Regions from separate parts of the Mus musculus genome. Here regions 2 and 3 are each linked to region 1. Evidence: chromatin loops called from intact Hi-C (ENCODE). Cell type or tissue: heart. All regions are shown on one strand.

Region 1 (8,000 bases):
AAACCAAATTAAGTTTATTCTATTAATACTTGATTCTGAAGTGCAGTTCTGAATTTTTAGCAAGGGTTTCAGCCAGAGCCTGCCTTGCTCCTTCGCTTCCCTGACCACAGGCATAAAGATAGCAGATAGCAGAAGAGCGGCTTGGCTTTCCAGGACACTACTGATCTCTCCCTGTCTCACCTCAAAACAACATTTTCCGAAGTAATTTCTGAACACGAAGATAGTCTTTGCCTGTTTACCTCTATTTGTAATGTATATTTTAAGAAAATGTATGTTCTCCTTAAACATTAAAACTACTTCTCTAAAAAACACATTTGCAGCACAAATCTTCAGGATAATTTTTATAAGGTAAGACATTTGGGGACATAATCTAAACCTTTGGATTAATTTTCATTCTCCTTAATTTTTCTAAATGTAATAATCTATTTATTTCATTAAACAAAACTCACGAAAGGGGGTTTACAAAGAACACAATATTGAATTTATGAGATTCCCAGGTCTACTTTCTGACTGCAGCTTTCATCACGAAATTAGGTTTCATTTAAAGAGTTAAAATGTTTCGTATAAACACAAGCCTAGTAAACAAACACAGCCATTTAGAACAATTTTAAAAGTCATAATATTTGTCACTGCTTAATTTGAGTGGAGAAACACCCTTTAACCTCTCCTCGAAAACTCCCGACTGAAATCTGAATAACATTTACATAAAATTAGGTCCAATGTGAAAGCCATATTAATGTATAAATACTATAAAACTATCTATGTATTTAAATTGTCCCCAAGTCAGAACCAAAGCTGAGTTGTAAATATTTGCTCTATCTTTAAGGAGCATACATGATTTTTCAGGACATTTTAAGGCATACAACAATTTAGGAGGAAAGATAGTAATTTAACAACAAGTATATTAAAAAGCTTCCATTTTGAAACATTTACTTTTAGGGGGGGAAAAAAGGAGAAAACTTCTGGTAAAGAATGGCCCTGCTTTAGCTTTGTTTAGAATTCTTTTAAACACATCTTTACCCAACGTGTTAATTTCTTAATGATTACAACCCATTTTAGTCCAAGGCTACAGCACTGGGGCTAGGAAACAGACATATACAATAAGTGTGCATTCCAGCAGCTACACCGTACAGGGAGAAATCACTAGGAAGGGACACTAGCACACAGCTTAAGCAGGGAAAACTCCCACAGGGGGAAAAAAAAAAAACAAACCCAGGGTTTGAGTGAACACAGCCCTCCCTAAGTTTCCAGTTCTTTCCTGTTACCCACGTGATTTGGTCAGTTCTATTCATTTGTTAATGGGCTAAGATTCTTGGAATTATGTTTTCTAGATGCTTCTATTCCACAAGGAAGAAACTCTCATTCTAGGAGTTGTTGTTTGTATAAAATGCCAAAGCAAGAGAAGCAAGAAGCAAGTATCACCAGTGTGCCTTCCTGGGTTCTGCTCCAGAGTGACTGCAGCCGGGGCATTCACAGTTCCCATGGAGGTATTAGGGACACCACAGAGGACCACAGCTAGGGATGGGACAGTGCAGGGTTTACCTAGTTCACAAGCAATGTTACATTTCTGATGGCAGGATTGCGAAAGCACCACTCCCCCCCCCCACCAGTCCCTCTCCCTCTCCCTCTCCCTCTCCCTCTCCCTCTCCCTCTCCCTCTCCCTCTCCCTCTCCCTCTCCCTCTCCCCCTCCCTACACACACACACACACACACACACTCATTTTCAGCCCCCTCCCCAACACCTGTGGTGGATGACACTTTCTGTGTTTCTTGTCAGAGCCCTTGATGGTGGTACAGCCATCACAGTGCATGTGGCTCTGTGGCAGAAGAGGCGCAACAAGGCTCCTTTTTTAAGACTTGTTTTAGTGCGAACTTTTGCTTTGTTTGATTTTAGTCTTGTCTTTTCGTACATCTACTTAAAGCCCAGCAGTGCGAGCTACCTTTGTGTCTACTGCACACATCCAGAAAGCTGCTTCTATTTAGAATATGGAAATAATCTGAGGAACGAAGAAGAGGGATCAAACACATTTAAATATGTAGAGTTGCATGCCATTCTTTTTCCCACAGTTATTCCTACCTGACTTTCAAACCAACAATCCTAAGTGTCAAATTCAATTGCAAGAGATTCCCATTCATGCCTTTTACTTACTGGGTTGTTGAAGAAGAAGAAGAAGAAGAAGAAGAAGAAGAAGAAGAAGAAGAAGAAGAAGAAGAAGAAGAAGAAAATTTCTTTTTTCCAAGAAGATTAATGAAAGTAAGTTAAAGTGAAGTGAAGCACATTTGATCTTGTAATATCTGGCACAGGAACACAATGTTTATAAACCCTCTTTTTTTTTTTTTTATCAATCTACTGTTTTTTCTCAAGTGCCACGTATACACTATTACCTGTTTCTTGAGGGTGGTCACTGCAGTCTGTATGACAAGGTCTTGTGAGTACATGGTGCTGAGAAATAGATATATTAACCAGGGGACAGATCCAGACTCTGAGACACTAACCCTTCTCTCCAAGAAGCTCATAAAATGAGAGTAAAAGTCTCTGCTGTAAATTCATCAGTGAGCAGTCGTCGGATGGGGCCCTTCTTTGAAACTTTTCTGATTCATAAATAATATAGTAGTTTATAAAGAGGACATTTTGTGGGCAGCGGGTAGGCAGCAGCCTCACGATGCATCTGTTGTCACAGAACCCGGGAGAGCTGAATCAGGAGCCGCAGCATTGGGATGGGAAAGATGCATAGGAAACACTGCTGAAATAATGATTAACCCACAGTACCAAGGCTTTCCTTGGGGGAAGCCTGAGTCATGAATGGACTCGATGAAAGGAACCTGCCTGTGTCAAGAAATTCGGGACGCTTACCTGGACTTGTTTCGAAAGATACCAAATGCAATTTTTGATAATTTTGTCCAAAGCCTTGAAAAGATGTATCCATATTCTTTAATTACTAGGTAATTTTTAAAAGTTGTTTTCAAATATATTGTTTGTGAATTTTTTAAAAGAATCTATCTTTAGAATTGTACTGAATGGGGAATTTGACTTAATATAGTATTCAATATGAAGTTAAATTAACCAAAAACATGATGTCTTTTGTGCTCTTCTTTTTTTCTGACCCTGACCTCACCCCTATTTTCTCCTGGCACCCAGAACATGAACATAGCCAAAAGAAAAGAAAGGGTTTGTGTCACATTTTCTCCATTATTTCTCTTTTAGGTCCAGAAATTATTCCTCAGATTTCACTTGCTCAGTTCAATGTGTCTAAGCTGGAAAGAACGAATTGAGAGATGTATTTCTATACAAGAATCTCAACAGGGAAGCGTGGTTTGCTTCAGAGTTACTCCGAATGAGATAAAAATCCAGCTTTGCGTCTCAATCTCGACAGTGATAAATAGATCCTACCACAGCTGGGGATCGTGGTGGGGCTCCCAGCAGACAGGAGATCTTTAACCTCCTCAGATAAGAGCAGCACAATTATATCTATAGATTTCCAACAATACAAACTTAGAAATGTCATGCAATTAGTCTGCCATTTGCCCCCATCAGCTGGAAACATATTTTGCCAATGTGAGGGAAGAAATGAACTAAAAATCTCGCAAATGCTGATATTGCACAGCGAGTAAACCGCACAGCCTCTAGGTAAAGAGAGGGTGTACCAAGCCAAAGCACCTGCCCTGTGCCGCGTCCCGGGATTTCCAAACTGGTTTGGAATATTTTGTTGTCATTTACATGATAGCCTTAACACAAAAGTCTACACCGTCGTGTAAGTCCATTCTGGTCCATTCTGTTGGGCTGAGCCTTACAGTCGTGGCTAGAAACACAAGCCTTTAGCCCATTTCCCAGCAAACGTTGACTATGGTGCCATCTTCTGGTACCATGAATTCAGTAGTTGCTGTGTTCCACCTGAAACTGCAGAGCTTTCCTGATTTGGAGAATGAATCAGCTGCAGTCAGGTTTTTCAAACAGGTAAGTATTTATTTGTAAGTGTGATGCTGAGCTTTTTTGAACCGACAGCTCAGCTCTGAGGTTTCTGTCCCTCTGAATATTCAGCTGTGTTACGTGGAAAGCTTCTTGTTCGGTCTCCGAGTTTCTCTTTGCCGCTATTGCATTCTTATCTTTTTGGAGTGTTTCCCCTTCCCAAAGAACTGTTTCTCCGTACACACGTTTTGGTGCAGGTCTCTGCTTCTTGTGGGTTTTGGCCCCTTCACTTCTACTGGTAACACCTGAATTTGTTTCCTACTCTGACCCTGCAACTCATTCCTATCCTCGGGTTTCTTTCTCTTACCTCTTAATGTCTCTTCACTGAAACCACCGTTATCGGGTTTTTTGGGTTTTGGTTTTTGTTTTTTGTTTTTAACATTATGCAAACAAGTAAAAGGTAACAAAATGTCGATCCTGTAACTGCTCTGAAGCCGTGAAGCCCTAGCTGCTGTTGCTGAGCGTTGGAAAGGAGGCTCCATCTTTTCATGTGCATTCGGCAACAGATAAATAACCAAAATAGTACTGTCTCTTTCAACCTTTCAATATGTTCAGTACAGTTAAACACCAAATGGAGTAATGGAAACACACAGGGGAGTTACAGATCTTTGCAGTGTTTTGCGATCCACCAGAAAGGGAAGACTGGCAGTGCTGTGCCCAGGCTGGGGGATCAGGATACAGAAGGAGAAATAATTAGGTGAGCTAGTCCTAACAAAGGCACACGAAACAGGGTAGTGGAGGGAATGGGAGTCCATAAAGGAAGAACTTGTAAATTCCCGATTAAAAGAATACACAAAAGACATTCAAGTATTTGGTTTTCTAAAATAAAATTTTAAAAAAAAGATTAAGGAAAGAAAAAGTTATGGTTTTTTGTTTTATTTATATTTTTTGTTTTTGTTTTTAATTGGGCTTGTAAAATTTTAATCAGGGAGACATATGAGTGACAAATAAGGTGTGGTAAATGAGAAAAATTGAAAAGAGAAAACAAGGTGGACAGACACTGATCCCAAAAGAGGAAACCTCAACAAGGGGAGCAGGGAGCAAGGCCCAGGTGAGGCTGGAAAGCCTGGGCCCAAACCTTCAACTTTTTTTTAACCTTACCCTGGGAAGGAAGGAGCCAAAATAGCACTTGTTTCCTAAGGCAGTGAATGAGAGCAGTGTGCCTGCCAGACCAATGCAGAAAGCAGAGCAGGGCTCAACCAACCTGGCTTCACCAACAACTGAGCCAGAACAGGTTCTGTGCCGTGCACACCTCTGTTGCAGAAGAGCCCATGCATGCGTCTCTGTTCCCTGCTTCACCACCACAGTGTCTTAACCCCACTCCACATCTCAGACAGTGCTTCCCACACTTGGCCCCCTGGCACCCCTTGGGAACGTTTATAAGTCTTTAGGCCAGGGACGGGAAAGATGGCGTGGCTTACGTGCTTATACTGCTCTTGCAGAAGGGTCTAAGTTCATTTCTCAGCAACCATGTCAGACAGCTTACAGCCGAATGCACCTACAGTTTCAGGGAGATCTGAAGCTTCTGGCCTCCACTGGCACCTGCACTAACGTGTATAGACACACACGAGCACACACACACACACATGCGCACACGCTCAGGGACCACCCCAATGTATAACAGAGGCTGTAATCCAGTGCAGCAGACTAAAAACTGCCCCCAGGGGCAGAGTGGGCAGCTTGAGCCCGTTGGTTGCCCAGGGGAAATTAGCCCTGCAATAGCCACTTGACATTCCTTTAAACGAAAGCAAGCAACATTAACTTTTTGACCTGCTACCAATTCTGTGTGTCTCGGGGTCCTGCGATTTCCACACCAAGGCCATTTCCCTTCCCCTGTGCTTGAGAGGGGGGCCACGTCTGTTTCCGAATTCTGTGGCCGAGGACAGGCCACTTCACTCTCCCAGTGTCAGCTCTTCCTTTGTGAAGTGGGCTGCAGCACAAAGCTGTTGAGAGGATCAAGCGAGATAATGCGAGCAAATCCCCGGCTTACTGCCTGCCAAGTAGTCAGCGCTCCAAAAATGTCAGCCGTTATTATTATCCATTTATTCATGAGTCAATTCCCTGCCAACAGAAGGGATTAGGAAAAAAAAAAGTCTTGTGAGAAAAGTATGAAGAACTTTATCACAGTAGCCTGGGAAGGGGACATCCAGAGGACAGAGAAAGGAAAGGTCTGGAAGGTGAGAAGGGAGAGGGACTGAAGCAGGAGGGTGGGTGCTTCTGCGAGATCCAAAGGCAACTTAGTGCCTGATGGGCTTTCTGGGGTTTGTTTTTTTGGGTCCCCCCCTCCCCATTACTGATTAAAGAACTAGAGATTTCAAAATCAACCAGCAATCCAATAACTGGAGAAACAGAAACGTGCATCAAGGGAGGAAAGAGTTTTAAAGTAGCCACCAAGCTGAGGACTCTTCTCTCCTCCTGTGCCTGCAGACTGGGCCCTTTAAGTCTAGACAGGCCAGCCCAAAGTCTGCTTTCTAGCACTCCAGCAAGGTCGTGTCGTCAGGCCCCACCTCTGAGCACTTGTCTCAATGTGGCCAGAGACTCTCCCTGAAAATAGGCAAGCCACTCCTGAAGATTGGGTTTGTAACTGCCCTGTTCTCCGTACCAATATGAAGATCCTGTGCGAGCGATCTAATTATAGAAACTCAGCTAATGTCCCCTCAAATGAGGGCTGGGCAAAGAAGGAGAAGTATGGAGGCAGAACGGCCAGGCCAGAAGAAACTACACGGTGAATAAGAAGAATGCTTATAATTGAGTTAAATGTATTATCTTTAAGCGGTTTGAAGTCTGAAAGGCAAATTAACCTAAGAAGCCCTTGATAACCATCATGGTGGGGTAAAACAGCAGATCACACTGGGTAGGCCGGGCATCATCAAAGGCCAGGAAAGCTAGATGATTGGCCATTATGTGTAAATTGGAATCTTTTTTCGCAATAATCAACTTGTTAATTTTCAATGAAATTATTTCAAAGAAATTTCTCATTTCCTGAACTCTCTGTACTTGCCTCTGTCCACGCCTTTCACTAGATGGATGTCATGTCAATGTTTAAAAGGAAGTATTTATGCCTTTCTTTCAGTACTTAATTACTGCCTGTCACGCAGTGGAAGATTTCAGGCCAGCCAAGCAGAGTGAAATGTGGAGCCTTTCAAAGCAGAAATGCACTCCGTCAACAAATGCAGAGCGCAACACCTGATAGGAGCTGACTTGGCGCTTGCTGCCACGGGGACTGGTTAATGAACACACTCACTCAAACTGGGCAGCTCCAGCCCCACAAGGAGCTCAGGCCAAGGAGGAGCTAAGGGGTTAGGGGTGAAACTGCATCTCCCTAAAATTCACACTCTGGTAGTCTAAACCTCACCATCTCAAAAGCTCCATTAAAGATAGAGTCTGTCGTGATGCGGTGAGTAAATCAAAAGAAGCCTTTCCTATAGACTCTAAGACAATCTGCCTGTGTTCTCATAAGAGGACAAAGTTTAGACAATGAAATGGAAGGACCGGTGAAGACACAGGAAGAAGATGAACATCTACAAATTAACAATAGGCCTGGGACGATCCCATCCAGCTGACACCTAGTCTTGGACTTGCACTCTGTGGAACTTCAAGAAAACACATTCTGTTGTTCAGGCAACCTGGTCTGTGACAGCCCTAAAAAAGTAAAAAAAAAAATAAAAATAAAAAGTAAAAAAATAAAAAACCTAATAAACCAGCTAAATATTTACAAGCCTGTGGTTCTTCCTCACCCATGAGGTGACTCCAACTTCCTTCAGTTACATCTTTGTGTCCTCTTTCATCCAGAGGTCTCAGCCCTAATTAACCCTGAGTCCTCCAGACAAAGATCCACTACTCTGTCTATACAAAGCGACTGTGGAGATTAAACAGCCCATGCCCCCAAGCTAGTCTTAAGGAGCCACAAAGACAAAATGCACAAAAAGTACGAACCAACTTGTTACATGGGAAAGCCTAAAGCCTAATTCCCTTTCAAGTACAATAAGAAGGACTTCATTATATCAGAGTTTGTACAAAATAGTACAACTTC
Region 2 (8,000 bases), 1.4 Mb before region 1:
GATATAGTTTTCCAGAGGGGGTGGGTGGAGCCAAGAACAAAATCTCCATATGAAGAGCTAAGGTGGAGGCTAGGGCTTGGGAGTCTGGGGGGAGCTGGGAGGTGGGGCGCCTGTGAGGGGTGAGGAGGCTGGGAAGGCTTCTCCTCTTAACACTAGACTGCCATTTCTAGAACAACAAAGCATGAACATGTGACACTTTGTAAGCCAAGTCCTCAAGTTAGCATACAGGTCAGTGAATTAGGGTTAGCGGAAATTGTGTAAAGACAGCTGAGAGAATAGAGCCAGGCCTGTGACTGGGGATTCTCCGGGATAAATGGCTGTCCATCAGTGACTATTTGGGTAGTCTAAACTTTTCCAAAAACAGACATAAATCAGGCAAAGATCAGAGATGTTTACTTCACAAAGCTTCTCTGAAATTGACGGGTAGCATATAGCAGTTGAGCATCCCTTTGAGGACAGACTTTGAAGGGCAGAATGGATGGGAGAGGCAAAACACAGATGTATCCAGATGGAATAAAATTGGCCACACACAGTAGTCGTTTCTGAAGATAGGCACCCAGGGCTCATTATACAACCGTTTCTGGTTTTGCACTTGAGATTTTTTTTTTTTCTTAACAGAAAGTCAAAAATACTGTTCCAGGTAAGAACTCAGTACATTGAATTGTCTAATGTATATGATCTGGTTAAGAAACCTTCTTTCTTGTAAGTGATATTTTATTTTTTCTTTAAAAGAGAAAATTGTTTATATGACAAAATATTACTTTTAACATTTTGCAATGACTTCTGATGGAACTTGGCCCAGTATCACTGTTACCAGGTCTTTCTTCCTTCCTTCCTTCCTTCCTTCCTTCCTTCCTTCCTTTCTTTCTTTCTTTCTTTCTTTCTTTCTTTCTTTCATGATTGGGGTCTGTGAATACCCTTTATATATGGAAGCAGCCTTTCCCTCACAGGAGGATCAAGGAAGTCAAAGAAAGTACTGGGAACTGGCCAGATACCTGCTGGCACAGTCGTCACCCCACAGGATTGCCAGTCCTATGAGGTCTATGTGACCGGTTGATTGATTGATCACATTGATCTTGGATTCTGAGGATCTCCTTTAGGGTTTTTTATTTCTCTAGAAGTCTACTTCCTTACTTTGGGACACACCTCTCTCTGTCTTTGCTCTTCAGAGTTTTTTTTTTCCCCAGATCCTCTTCAGCTCAACATTCTGTGACTTCATACATAAACATTAGCCTAACGTATTAAGTAACTAATGTGGATGGAACGAGTTGGAATTCTCAATTGCTTGTAAGAGGCCCCAGTAACTGAAGGGATGCATTCAAATAATGAGAGGAAGGAGCGACTTCCCTACCCAACCCCATATGTTCTCATTCAGGGAACAGCTTCAGACTGATTTAGGAACATTTCCCATGAAAGCCTTTTCATAAAAAGACAATTTTACATGCAGGGAAAATGGCAGGAATTATCTCTCTTCAAATACTTTTCCGCCCAATGGGCTCTGCGACATAATAGACCCCAATACCTTACTTTGCAGTTACAGACACCATTACCCACCTGCACTCCTGGACAGCCTGATGTGAGAATGAAGGAATTTAACTTATAATCCTCTTAGTCTGAAATTTTTGAAAACCACTGTTTTTATTGAATTAAAGTATAAAAAATGTCACCAATACCTAGATGAAAAATAACTTTAAAGATAAGGTCAAAATTAAATTAGCTCCTTACTTAAAATTACACTTTAACCCTAGAACTCATGCAGCATAATTTACAGTTTGCAGCTGACGCCACCAACCTGAATTCTGTCTGCTTACAGAAAGAGGGGGGGGTTCGGATTCAAATGCTGTAGGAAGAGGAAATCTAATTTTGACCTTGAGTCAAATAGATGCCAAAGTGAATTTTCGGTTTTCTTTTGCCATATAAGCTGTAATTGCAAATATAGTTTCCTTCTTTTAAAACAACGATTCCACCCTGAAATTTTCAAACAAAAATAGTTTGCAGAAACGTTGGCAAAGGCTGCTTCAAAAGGAAGCGTGGATTAAAGGAACGGGGACAGAGATTGGGAGGTTTCATAGAGCATTATATATTTTCAATATTTTTTCACAGAAAGTGCTTTTTTAAAAAGTATTTCTTCAGTAAACTTTAAAAGTAGATTAGTAACTTAGTCTTAATTTTTCAATAAGATAAAAATAGCATTGCATGTAAGTTTAAGAGAAAAATCACAATGATATGAGAAACCTTTCCATGACATGCTAAATAGAAACAAAATTGTCATCAGTCAATGACAAAAACTAAAATTTGTACCTCCGATAAAATTAATAAAAATATCCTAGTGGTGGAAAATCAAATTTTCAAAAGTTTCCTGGTTGTTTTTTTTTTAATCAAAGTAGCTGATAGCATAACTTCATGTTTAATTATGATAAATTATGTCATATCTAGCATTTCCAGTGTTTACTCTAGTATGTCCAGAGGTTAAGCTGAACACCTTGGCAAGCTTAGATTTTAACTGACTATTTACCTTTGTCCCAATATTGGCTGATAGTGTGCTTTCACCAAGTCTGTATCCTGTTCCCTACTAGGGAGGCTGAGGCTAATCACAAGGCCAGCTGCAGGCAGAAAGGCCTTTACTGTTCCTCGTGGTACAGAAGGCTTTTCAAGAAATCCTCCCACTCAAAGGCTTCCAAGTCCACTGATTATTGAACATGCTTTTTCCATTGTAAAAACGTAGCATAGCACAAGGGGATCTATTAGCATTCCCTTTGAAAAGTGTTTTTTTTTTTTTTAATCTTCCCTTTGTTGTGCATATCCAATTGGGAAGCTGCAGCTACAATCCTAAGAACAGGGGACGCATGGCTCAGGTAAAGCACCCAGTTACTGAGCTGAGGTGGCTTGATTGTGGGCAAGCGGCCATTCTGCTGTTCAGAGGAAAGTTCTAAGGCTCTTAGTATGTTATTGTATGGTTATATACAATGAAAATAAGGGGCTTGGAAAAAAAAATCCTAAGAAAGCATGGAGTCTTCTCGAGGACGGCTTTTATGTCAGGAGAGGCTAAAACCTAGACTTGAAGCTAATGTTACTTCCTGAAGTCAAAAAGTGGTCCTGCCAACAGGAACCTGTCCACCACGGCCTTCAGAAAATACAAGTAAATCTGGCCTCCAGAATCGTCGAAACGATGCAACCACTGTGGATCCTTACAAAGGTGGTGAATCATACAGTAAGATCCAACGTTGCTGTTTGCATTTGAGGGCATGGAAAGAAATAACTATTCTCTGGGCCCATTTCAGGCAGAGGCTGTGAGATCAAGTTTGAGTGATTACAATGTTTACATTATAAAAGCTTCAGTGCATTAGAGCCTTGATTTGGAAAGAGCAGAACTAGAAGGTGCCCTCATCGATTTTCAAGTGAAATGAACATTTCCTCATGTGATGTATGTGGGAGAAAAAAATAGTATTAGGGCAAGTTAAAAACCTTAACTGATAGGTCTTCCTCCTCTGGTCATTAAGGAGGGGCAGGATTGCCTTGTTAGATCCCGAAACTATGTAAGACGCAGGGCTCAAATCATCTGTTGGCACTGACTATAGAATTCAAATACTGAAATTTAGCTCTGCTCCTCCTACCTGAAAGTACGGTTCATAGAATCTTAACCCATTAAGCCATAAGAGCTTAGAGTCCACCTCACCCCCATATTGTTAACGATAAAGGAACTGAGCTGCAGAAAGGCAGTGCCATTTGTTCCATGGTGCATGCTTGGTGAAAGGCTGGGACAGAGATGGCCCCTTGATGTCCAGTCTGAAGTTCCTTCCATAATACAACTTTGGGCCAACCAGGGACATCCCTAGATAACTCAAAGTCCCAAAGCAAGTTACTCACAGCTGTGACTGTCTTCTTACAGGGACAGTAAGACTTAAACAGAACCAGATCATCCTGTAGCCATTTTCAGTGACTATATCTGCTGTTTCAATGACACAGATGGAAGAAACAGCCAATAGCCTTATAACACAAAATGCCGTGTGGTCAGAGCAATGGGATGTTGGTCTTCGCGGGGAAGCACTGCTGTCAGTCTACATCCCTACTTATGAATTTAACAGTTCAAGGGGGTTGTGTTCTCTTCACATTATGAAGTTTCTCAATCTTCTGTGGGCTTTTCCAATATTTCTAGCACACGAGGAGGAAATTTTAGTTCTCCGTTATATCAGCGTATCCACAACAACTGTTCAAGCATCAAAAAGTACATCAGGGTGGCCTTCCCTGACGGAGCACCCTTGCTTCGTTCATGTACGGAGCAATAACTCACACAGTGTCACGTGATGACAACGACGGAGCTATGTGGTTATTTGACTTTCCTGAGGCCAAAGGAAAGCTGAACTGCAAGCCAAATGCTGAACTTTGACTGAACACCAAACTCCAGGTCAAATTTCTCAGTGTCCCTAATTCGGAGTTTAGAAGGACATTTCCAGGAGCAAAATTTGTGTTTTTTAAAACATACGTTCTCTATTCTCCTCTATTCACTTTCTGGGAAAAAAGAAGGAAAAAAAAAAGTGTTCTTTTAATCAGAAATTAGCAAATTCCTGTAAGATCCACAAGATGGCGCTAGGAAGTGGCATTTAGAAAAGAATTTTAAAAGCTGCTAGGAATAAATTTGGACAGGGTCACATAAGTATCACGTAACAACTGCCTACAGACATGCATGGTTTTAAAGGGCATTGTGAACCAGGTGAGTTTTTATAAACAGGCATATCTTCACTCTCCATGCTACTTTTAAATATCGGATCCATTATACTTTGCTTAATTTTAGTTTTGGCCTCATGTTTTCAGACTATTTTGTGAGAAAATGAAGAACTGAATTTGAATGTTGGCAAGGCTAGATCATAAAGGAAAAACTACTGGACTGAAGCAGACAAGTTTCTCATTCACATTATCTTCCCGAATCTCGGCATCTGGTCATCTTCCTGTCTATTGTAGGAGTTCTCATGCCCCTGGGGATATTGACTGATGTCTGAGGATATTTTTTCATTGTTGCAGGAAGCTGGGAGACTGAAGGAGCTGCAGCTTAGTGAGTAGTAATCGAGAAGCGGCTGATATTAATAAGGAACTATCCCATAGCAGTGTTTTAATAAAACAAAGTTAGAGGCTGGAGAGATGGCTCATTATTTAAGAACACTTGTTCTTGCAGAGGCCCTCGTTCAGGTTCCAGAACCCACAGGGTGGCTCACAACCGACAGAAACTTTCAGCTCCAGGAGCTCCAACACCCTCTTCTGACCCCCCCAGATTCCTGGAACATATACATGTTATAGAGATATACATACAGGCAAATACTCATACACATACATATACATGTTATAGAGATATACATACAGGCAAATACTCATACACACAACAAAGCTTTAAAAAGCAAAGACAAGGCTGAGGGATGTCACACATTCATCTACTGCCTTGTTGGTTCATTTACTCATCCACATATTCTCTTATGCTTACATTATCTTCTCTTTAGTCTACTAATTTATCATTTGCCCATGCAACCAGTTTTCAGTGTCACCATGACTCAAGACACTAAGAATAAGATAAAAATTGCCTCAATTTTACTCAGTCTGACAGGAGGAATGGTCCTTTATGAAATGATTTAGTAACAGGGTGTGATTGGTCCTCATTCCTAAGTGTAAGACATTCTGAGAACAGGAAAGCCATAGAAGAAATCACAGGGAAGAGTGTAGAATTTCAGAAGACTTTAGGCTGGGGCTTAAACATGGGGTAGAAGTGAAGCTATAGACTGAAATTTTGAGCAGACAACAGAAGGGTGCATAGTCATCAAAGGTATTTGGTGAGTATTTGGTGCTGTTAAGATATGAAATCCAAGAGAAGAGTTGGAAAAACCATGGTGTACTCCTAGTCTTGTGTCACCTTGACATGAGATTGAGTCATCTTAGAGCAGTGTTCCTCAACCTGTGGAGCCAACGCCTTGGCGGTGGGGGTGGGGTGTTAAAGACTCTCTCACAGGGGTCACATATTAGCTGCATATGAGATACTCACATTATGATTCATAACCATAGCAAAATTACAATTATGAAGTAGGGACAAAAAGCTCTAATTGTTGAGGGTGACCACAACATGAGGGGCTGTGTTAAAGGGTCCCAGCATTAGGAAAGTTGAAAACAACCGTCTTAAAGGAAAGGACCTCAATTGAGAAAATGCTTCCACATGTCTATAGGGAAACCTGTGGAGCATTTTCTTACTGAGTGATTGATGGGGGAAAGGTCCAGTGCATTGTGGGTGGTGCCATCCTTGGGCTGGTGATCCTGGGTTCTATAAGAAAGCAAGGTGAGCAAGCCACGAGGAACAAGCCAGTAAGCAGCATCCCTCCATGGCCTCTGCATCAGCTCCTGCCTCTGGGTTCTTGCCCTGTTTGAGTTCCTGTCCCGAGTTCCTTTGATGATGAACAGTGAAATGCAAGTGTAACCCAGATAAACCCTTTCCTCCCCAAGTTGCCTTTGGTCAAGGTGTTTATCATAGCAGTAGTCACCCTAACTAGGACACATGGAAACTCTGAAAAGAAAACTGCAGGGCTACTAGGGAAAGGACCTTGGACTTTGTCTCCTAAGTATTTTGACTTTAAAATAAGAAAGTAAATAGATACGACAATTTACTTCTTTAGCTCTGGCTTCTTACATTAAAAATGTTGGAGGAAGACATGTCTAATGTTACTTTCCATTTTAAATTGCTTTGTAGTAAGTTAATCTATCAGGGAAACATAATATATTAGATTTCTATTACAATTAGAAGTTAAAAAAATGTCTATGAAGGAATTCCTTTTGTTATTGAGGCAGGATGTCACTCTATCCACCTGGCTGGGAAGATTAACCATACTGCTCTTGAATTTGTAGTAAGTAATCCTCCTGTCTCTGTCTCAGTAGTGCTGGAGTTACATGTGTACACCATCCATCACACCTGTCAGAAATAGCTTTGCATTTATAAAAATTATATTGTTGAGATATTTACTTTCATTACAATGTTAGGAGCTGGGGAGATGGCTCCACAGTTAACCTACTTACCCTATGATCGCAAGGACTGGAGTTCTGGACCCTCAGAATCCATATAAAAGCCAGGTGGACATGGCGGTGAGCCTGTAGTCCCTGCAATGGGACAACAAGACAAGGAGTCCCCAGAGTGAGATGGCTAGCCAGATTAGCCAGAATGGGAACCTAGGGACAAGCTAGGGACCTGGCCCCAATGTGTGAGTATAGAGTAGCTGAGGAGGACCCTGGCATTAGCTTCAGGCCTCCACAAGCACATGTGCACGGGCATCCTTCCCACGTGGGCCAACAAGCATGCAAACACAAACATACGCACTATACATATCCTTATGCAGAAATAAATAAGTAATATCACACATGCTTTTTCAAGTGATGGTGTTTGTTGTAAGCCTGGACATTCTTGAGAGAGTAAGTTACTCTGTGGAATGCAGTCTTCCAATTGGTTTATTGCTGAATATGTAAATAATTAACTGAGGTCGTCTCCCCCACCCCCATATAAATTCCATTTTTAAACATTTTATTATTTGTTTAATGTGTATGGGTGTTTGGCCTGCAAGTATGTTTGTGTACCATGTGCATGCCTGGTGCCCTCAGAGAGCAAAAAAAGGCCATCGGATCCCTTGGAACTGGAGTTCCAACAGTTGTGAGCTGCTGTGTGGGTACTAAGCATTGAACCTGGGTCCTTTTGGAAGAATAGCCAGTGCTTTTAACCACTGAGCCAATCCCCCCCCCCCTTTTCTTTTTTAAATTTGAGACAGGGTTTCTCTATGTAGTCCTGTCTGTCCTTGAACTCACTATGTAGACCAGGCTGGCCTCGAACTAAGAATCTGCCTGCCTCTGCCTCCCAAGTGCTGGCATCAAAGGCGTGCACCACCACTGCCCGGCCTAACCCAACTCTCTAGCCCTCTGAAAAACATCTTAAAGTATCTTTTATTCAACCTTCTTTACTTCTTATACTTTTAGCAATGTTGTAG
Region 3 (8,000 bases), 1.3 Mb before region 1:
TAAAAATGCAAATTATTTACCAGCCATGTCAGCATTCTTGGGAGGAATTTTTATTACATTCAACATTGAAAGTATCATGCCAGAAATAGGGTTCGAGGGACTCTGGCAAATCTATACCCTTATTTTATTAACACAGCTCTATAGTACCAGAGAAGCTGAAGCTAGCTTAGTGCCTTGAAGCCTGTCAGAGGCAAAAGCACCAGAACCATACAGCACTTGACTTTGTGGAAGCTCCTGGAACCTCGAATGGAGGCTTCTACTTGGTGTCCACGAGGGCTCACCGGGCTCTTATGCTTGCCTTTTTGTGGTCCTCAATTAATTAAATGGATGATATGTTCAATGTCTGCGTCCTCTGGACCTGTTCACAAAAGAGAAAATTGTGTCATCCTATCTCGGGGAGTCAAACCAATATTCCTGAAAGGGGCACACTCCATTTTGCAAGGCAGCTAAGAGTCTGGTCACCTTCTACAAGCCTTTGGGTTTCTTGGAGTCTTTTGAGTGTCTTTGGGGTCAGATCTGGACTTAAGCCAGTTTTGTTCCTAACTGTGCAACCTTCAGCAGCCACTGGGCTCATGACTCCTCTGTTTTCCCCTTGTGTATACCTCAGGGTTGGGCACAGATACATGCTGGCTTTGGAGCGGTCACTGTGGTTATTGTCAACCATGTGACACTCCCCAGTACTGTTACAAACAGCTGGTGTTGACACCCCAGTAACTCCGGGTGACAGACAGCAGAAGGCTGGCTCAGAGATTAGCCTCCAGCTGGCCCTGGAGGTAAACCCTGAAGGTATAGCATAAATAACAGTTCCAATCTTCTTTATAAAATGCTCTCTTATTCCCCCTAAGATCCTGACATTTGGATTTCTGTCAGACCCATTTGTGGTTCTCCATGATCAGCCAGTACTACTGTATAAAGAATTCTCCCTCTACCTTGAAGTAGTGGAGAAAAAGTCTAACTGTGGCCTCTGCACTTGAGTTTTTCTATTTTTTTTTTAAACATTTCATCATATAGGAACCAAGAAAAAGTTTTGAGTAGACATCCCAGCTCTGCATCAATTTCTGAGTGACTAAACATGTTTGTGTTTCCTTTCTGTTGGGTGGAGATGACGGCATCCTTGCATCATAGTCTCATGGTGATCAATGAGCTATTCCGTGAAAGATGCTCCTCTTGCTGCTCACAGCACACAGTAAGCACTCAACAGAGATTATCATGATTAATACCAACGCATATAAGAGAAAATCGCATTACTTTTGACTGCTTTTAGATGAAAAGGAGTGAAATCAAGGAGAGAATCTCAGAACGGAATTTTTCCATACCGACCCATGAACGCAGCAGGCATGGGGTAAGTTCCAAGGACAGAGGTACAGGGAGAGCAGGCTGTGTGTCTCGGTGCACAGAATATCAGGCTGCGCCTAGCCTAACATGACTCCACTTTATAAAGCAACAAATCTGACCCGAATTACTCTCTTTTGAGTGTAAGTGCCAAAAAACAATGACTCTACATCTTGTTTGTGCGCATAAACAGCTACCATCTGCCAACACCAGGAGGCACAAACTGATAAATAATTTATTTGTGCCAATAAATTATGACACCTGAAAATATACCAAGACATATCAGAACCACGTGACATATGAGCCTATTAATCACCCCAGATGGAAACTCCGCACCTGAGACTGAAAGAAGGGCTACCCGTGACCAAAAGAGCAGACACGCCCACCAGTCACCTGGGCAAGTCCTCAGCTGTGTCCAGAAAGTGCTGAAGGCAAAAGTCTTGATCTGTTCTTGGCTACAGCCCAGGTGCAGTTTCTCCTGCCCGTGACACTCAGCCCACTTCAGACTGACCCTTAAGGGGCCTGTCACCCAAACCTGACTTTGATAACTATGTCTGCACAGCTCGTACCCACAGGACATTTCTATTTGGTCCTCTGCAGACTTCTTCTGAGCACAGTTCTCTCTCCCTGACTTCAGGATATCCTCTCTGAACTCTGCAGCCTCCATAGACCTCTCTTTGTAATCCTTTAACCCTGTGCTTGTAAATCTTGTGGAATGTTAACATATGATTTGAGAGTTAACTTTAGTAATTAAGATTGGAATAAAAGAATCCGAGTTTGCCAGTGGCCAGCTATCAAGGGAAATTGGGACCACTTTGGTAAATTACAGCCAACAAACAGATAGAGCCTGTGAATTTATTGGTTAGTCAATGAATTCTGGAAATTCATTGTATGGAGAAGACACAAATGTGTAGAAAGACACAGGCATGCCCATCAATGTTTGTGACATAACACTCAGGATATGCAGCTTATCCATGGGAGATACATTCTAGGATGGTCTGCATTTTCAGAGGCCATATCAATACTTACATGCATATACTTATAATAACACTCAGTTTATAAGTTAGGCACCATAAGAGATTGACAACAGTAACTACTAAAAAAAAGGACCATTATAACAGTGCACTGCAGTAAAGGCGAGGCAGATGTGGTTTCTTCCTGTGTCTTGTTATGCTTCTTGCTGTGTTCTCCTTGTGATAATATGAGATGATAAAATCCCTGAGTGACAAGACAAACGAGGACAGTGACATTGTCATTGATATATCCCGCTGTGCTACTATATAAAGATGATTGGAACCAAAGCACAGGGCACCGTAACAACCTGTCTGGTAACAAAAGCCTGCCAGCTAACCAAGAGGGCGATACATACAGCATGGATGATGGAGCCCGGCTGCCCCTCTAGGTGGAGTAGACAGACTGTCGCGAGAGTTCAACAGAACAGCACACAGCCTCTCAATTTCAAACACAGGAATTGTGTGTGTGTGTGTGTGTTTATGAAAGTTTTCAACAATGTTTTGGGATCACAGCTGACATTTCCTTGACACCCCAGAGAGAAGGGAGGGAAGCAAAGACAATTCTGATTAAAATATAAAATGTTGTTGGTCAGATGACTTCTATAGGGAATTTAGCAAAAAATTGGGTGTATATTCACTAGGCATTTTTTGCTTGCTCAGCACAATTCTCTTGCTCTGTCTCTCCCTCCCCTTCTTCCCCTCCCTCCCCTTGCTCCCCTCCCTGCCCTGAGTGTGACTTTGGAGAGCGTTTTGGTAGTTGAGGGAGATGGGAGGAGAGAATTCAAAGAGCAGTTTATTAATTCACAGGCTTACAGGCAGAATGAGTGCAGGGTCTGGGGTACCCATTGGCTTCTTGAACATATGACAGTTAATTCTCTATAATTCTGAATTTTCTAGCTTATAAAGAAGAGATAAATGCTGTGTCAAAAAAAAAAAAAAAAGCCAAGATGGTGAGTCACTCTAGAGGTAGCCTGTGTTGTAAAGAACAGGTCCTGGATGACCTCGGAATCTGGAGCAATGGGCACCTGATGACATGTGCCAATGTTAGCTGTCGCCAGCAGCCCTGCCTTCCAGCAGCATGGAGTGAGTTTTGGCTCAGTGTGCCTGTTTATGCCTGGGATTTTAAAGTCAAGAGCTTGGCTCCCTTCCCTTCCCTGCCAGGAGGTTCTCCAGTGGTGATTGTTAGGATCTACTAAGTACCTCCTCTCAAAGTTGTTGAAGGAGGCTTCCTATATGCTCAGTTAAAGGTATCACCTTTGCAGGAGTGGACGGTGATCTGGGAGTGCCTGGTTTCCAGATAGAAGTGGGGATGGTGGGATGGTACCTCGTAGGGTGTCCTTGTGGAGTTCTGTTTCTGGGTGATTACATTATTCATGATGAAGATAACGCTGCCTGCCTGCCTGCCTGCCGCCTTAATGTCCCTGCCATTTTGTTTTATGGGAGTGTTTTTGTTCTAATGTCACCCTCTTAGAACATCTTGGATTCCTTGGCTTGGGAACTCCCAGTGAAACTCAGGCTGCAAAGGCAGGGGACAGGCCCTGGATGGGTGCCGCGGTGGCTTGTAGGAGCTCTCTAAAATCTCCAGTTTGGCTCAGGTATTCGTTTTGTCTTTGGATGCCTTGCCCAACTACAGTCAAACCGAAATCTTTCAAAACCTTCTTCAGAGTTTCCTCTTCCCTGTGTCTTGTCATCGGAGCTTCTAGGCTAGAGAGGTTTTCTTCTCTGTGCCTTTTACTTCAATGTATTTTTGCCTCTGGTGATAGTTCATTAAAACGACTTAGCAACAATGGTAAAATAAAACGAATCGTCTTGCCTCCCAGTAGTAATTTTTTGTAGTCATAATTTTTCTGAACTGACAAATAAGTTTAAAAACTAAAATTACCCCCCACCCACATCCCCTTGTTATACAAAGGTGGGTGATTTTCACCTTCCAGCCAAGTTCGTCTGGCAGCAATGTGCCTTATGGACAGCAGGGGGCAGTGTTCATCTTTAAATAGTATGAGCCAAGCAGGCGCTCTCCCAGAGCCGCCAAACACCCTTGGTGTCCAAGGAGACTGGGCCCCCAGAGCAAACACTGGATTCTTTCAAACACAGATTTCCTGAATACAAATCTTATGGCCTGGTATGTCTAGATTTGCATTGATTTGTGACATTAAAACAAAAGCACTCCCATAAAACGAAATGACAGGGACATTAAGGCAGCAGGCAGCGTTATCTTCATCGTGAGTAATGTAATCACTTAGGGCTGTTGGGTCCGTCACCCAGAAACTGAAAAGCAGCCTGGGGTTATCAGAGGAGCTAACCTGGGAGTTTTGTTTCTCTTTCATCTTGCTTCTTGTCATCACCCAAAAGGGCAGATCAAAGAACTCTTGTCCGAGCAAGGAAATCCCCTGACCTGGGGACCCTTCATTCACTCTTCCAGAGCAGGAGCAGGCAAGCAGTCCACTATGTGGTGACTTGAATTTTGAACAACAACAACAAAAAGCTAGAATTATGACACATTTGTCACTCAACTTTTGAACAGTCGGGTAGTAGACATTAAGCTTAATATGATCAAGATTTGGGGCAGGGAAGTGGAGGTGGGGGTGGGGGTGCACTGTAGACATCTTTAAAGCTTTAGTGCCCTGTGGAAAGCAACTGCGAAGAGGTAGAGAGGAAGGAGACTGCTTGGCCTCAGAGCCACCTGGAGGCAGGCAGTGACATCTCTGAATAGGGTGAAGTGTCCTGTCTCCTGTCATGTGCCTTCCACTCCCCTGTTTCGGCTGAAGCCTGGACTCCTCTTCGAATATTCAGTCCCTACTTTATTCGGTGGGGAATATAAGGAAATTATTTAGGGTTACCTGTTTTTCCAAATTTGGGGGATTTAATTTTCTTTCCAGAACATGTCCCCACTGTCTTCCTACACTGTGCTTCATGTGACCTACAGTTTCTTGCAGTGTGTGACACATTTTATTATGCCGTTACAAAATCTAACTGAAATATCTGGGCATGGTGTGTTGACAAAGGCTTCAGGATCCTTCAAGATACTGGAAAGAAAGGGCCTTAAGGGAGGGAGGGAGGGAGGGGAAGGGAAGGGAAGTGAGGAAGAGAGGGGAGGGAGGAGAAGAGAGGGAAGGGGGGAGGGGAGGTAATTTAGCAGATACCTTCTCTTGCTTTCCTCAATTGCTATTATTTGTCCTTGGATTCAGCTTCAAGCTGTAGCAGCTGTGCTGTGAGTCAGACTTCCTTCAGAGCTAAGGGATTCAAAGCCCTGCGATTCTGGACACAGGTAAGTGCACAATTAGTCATCTGACCTTGAGCTGTGTTTCACAATCCCCTGTCCAGCGTTAAGGCTGCATATGTGTGTGTTTAATGAGTAAGACCCATAAGGTTTGGAAAAGGCAAAGCAACACCCTAGATTTATATATTCCATTAAACATGATCTTCGCAGGCTAATTAGTTAGTAATTTCACCCTTGCTTGTAATATAAACCATTTTATGCTCAATAATAATAAAATCTATGTAAACCAGGCTCTTTATTAATAAACATTATGTGCTTCTGGCTTTCAAATAAAATAATGCTCCCCGTGCTCTCCCCCTTATCATGCCTAGACTAATCACCCAGTAAAAATCAAACAACTAAAACACTGTTTTTTATCTCATGCTGTAGAAAAACAATACAGGGACATCCACAGCCTCAGGACTAGACACGAACCAGAGAAAGCTGGGCTGGGGAGAGATCCAAATTGTTATTTCAGTGTTTGGTATTGAGAAACTTGGAGGCTCTGAGGAGTGGGGAAGTATTTTTAATAATCAGGGAGCACTACTGAATCCAGAGAGCACTGATAAATCCAGGGAGCACTGCTGAATCCAGGGAGCACCAATGAATTCAGGAAGCACTGCTGAATTCAGAGAGCACTACTGTATCCAGGGAGCACTGCTGAATCTAGGGAGCACTACTGAATCCAGTTGAAGGAGATACCCCTGACTGCCTCATGCTCATCAGTTCTCCAAGGCTCCTAAAAATCCAAGGGAACAGTGAATAGAGACAATGCTGGGATGGTGTGGCAGCAGGTCCATGTAGGCATTTGAAGCAGTCCCTGTATGGGTTAGGTTAGGTACCTGGAGTTCGCTGGCCTACAAAACTGGCTGGACATGAGGCTCTAGGACATCACCTATCCCTGCCTCCTGAAGGCTGGGATTACATGTGTGAACTAGCCCATCTGGCTCTCATGTGATTGCTGAGAATCTGTCCTCAGTGACTGGGGCTTCTATGGCAAACACTTCACTAACTGAAGCATTCCACCAGCTCTGGGTGCCTTCTCTTATTTCTTTTTGTTTTTCTGAGCCCATGTAGTCCAGGTTGGCTTCAGACATATAGTATGGCTGAGGCTGAGCTCAAGCTTCCTGGTTCTCTGTCGGAAGTGCTGGGCTGGAGGACGTGTGCGACCACACTGAGTTTAGGCGATGCTGGGGGTTGAAGCCCAGGCTCTGTACATGCTAACAAGCACTTACTGAGCTACACCCACAGCCCTTGTGAGCGTCTGACAACTGCAAATGTTGGTAGAATATGAACTACTCAATGTACATCGATAGCTGGGAGTTGGGTGGAGCCCACTGAGAATATAATGTGAGACCCATCATTCAAAAGTCAGAGCTTGGGGCCACATGCAGGACCCCAAGAGATGGTGCAGGGAGTGAGGCCAGTGAGCAGGCTCTGCCCTCAGAGGGCACCACGCCTCAGCTTAGCACACTAAAAATCTTCCTCTGTATATTTTGGTTCACTAAGAGACCTCTTGTTTTAATCAACAAGAATAGCTCTGCTCATCTTAGAGAAGATATGACTATTTTCAATAGGATTCTTCCAGGCAGATTTCCCGTCAACATTGTTCCTGTCTAATATGGTGTCTATACTTAAGAGAATACCGGAAAAATACATTTTTAAATGACAAATGGAAATGTCTTCACAGGGAGGTATATTACTCCAAATGCGAGAGCACCCAAGGCCCTGGTGGACCCTGGCTATGAAGGCTGCTGCCTGCAGTACCTGTTTATTGGGTAACAACAACAGTACAAGGGCTAATGTATTGTTTGGTGAAGCAATGATTGTGCCATTAACCTCCTAACTCACCTTTAGGGCAGGTAGGATTAGGTCGTTATTAGAACTTGAATTAGAGGTGGGTCACTTGAGGTCACACATGGCAAGTGGGAGAGGAGAGGATTGGCTCCAGGTAACACTTGGGTTGTCCACTGGCAGTGCTCTCAGACAAGGAGGGGACCCAAGATGAAGTGGCTTGGGCAATTGAGCCTATGGCCTTTCAGACATCAGAGTGCATTGAACAGGTAGCTAAACTCCCCTGGCCAGCCTGTCCTGGCTTCCCAGGTTCACTCACTATGTATTTCTGTCATGGTAGTACACCAGGAGGAAGATGGGGCTTCTAGGATGACCCCTTTGGGCTAAATTAACCCATTCAATCTGGCAGCCATTCCAATGGGTCAAAAAGCAAATTCATCTGGGTATGAATTGGGTTTGATTGATTGGTCCTCTGAACTCTGTGATGGGAAGGAAGCTCCATCTTCGGACAGAGAGGACTTGATCTCAGATACACCGACAGTAAATAACCTTAGCCAAGTTCTTCCTATGTAAATCAGCACCAGCTGGACCATGGAGAGGGC

The links. Peaks named below come from ENCODE experiments on the same cell type or tissue, not always from the same donor. Only the 100,000 strongest peaks of a DNase experiment are listed, where the experiment ranks them.
Region 2: a loop joins it to region 1, with 5 times the contacts of the local background. A loop is called at or near these places in 8 of 42 quality-filtered maps.
Region 3: a loop joins it to region 1, with 11 times the contacts of the local background. A loop is called at or near these places in 28 of 42 quality-filtered maps.

What each region holds. Positions count from the first base shown.
Region 1 is chr1:55,886,777-55,894,776 of GRCm38, reverse strand. Gm32949 (a long non-coding RNA gene) reads right to left here and starts at 6,095. Exons shown (of 3, transcript XR_373419.4): 1 at 5,738-6,095. In heart, a CTCF peak has its summit at 3,856 (motif pointing left); no DNase peak of the experiment used is centred here; H3K4me3 peaks cover 929 bases; H3K27me3 peaks cover 3,643 bases.
Region 2 is chr1:57,335,927-57,343,926 of GRCm38, reverse strand. No RefSeq gene overlaps it. Among named protein-coding and RNA genes, the nearest start is that of 4930558J18Rik, 38 kb to the left of the region's middle. In heart, a CTCF peak has its summit at 4,579 (motif pointing right); no DNase peak of the experiment used is centred here.
Region 3 is chr1:57,202,142-57,210,141 of GRCm38, reverse strand. It overlaps BC055402 (cDNA sequence BC055402), which reads left to right. Exons shown (of 7, transcript NR_037990.1): 4 at 1,103-1,342; 5 at 3,243-3,428; 6 at 5,534-5,613; 7 at 7,295-8,000. Among named protein-coding and RNA genes, the nearest start is that of BC055402, 8.9 kb to the left of the region's middle. In heart, a CTCF peak has its summit at 4,300 (motif pointing right); no DNase peak of the experiment used is centred here; H3K27me3 peaks cover 4,046 bases.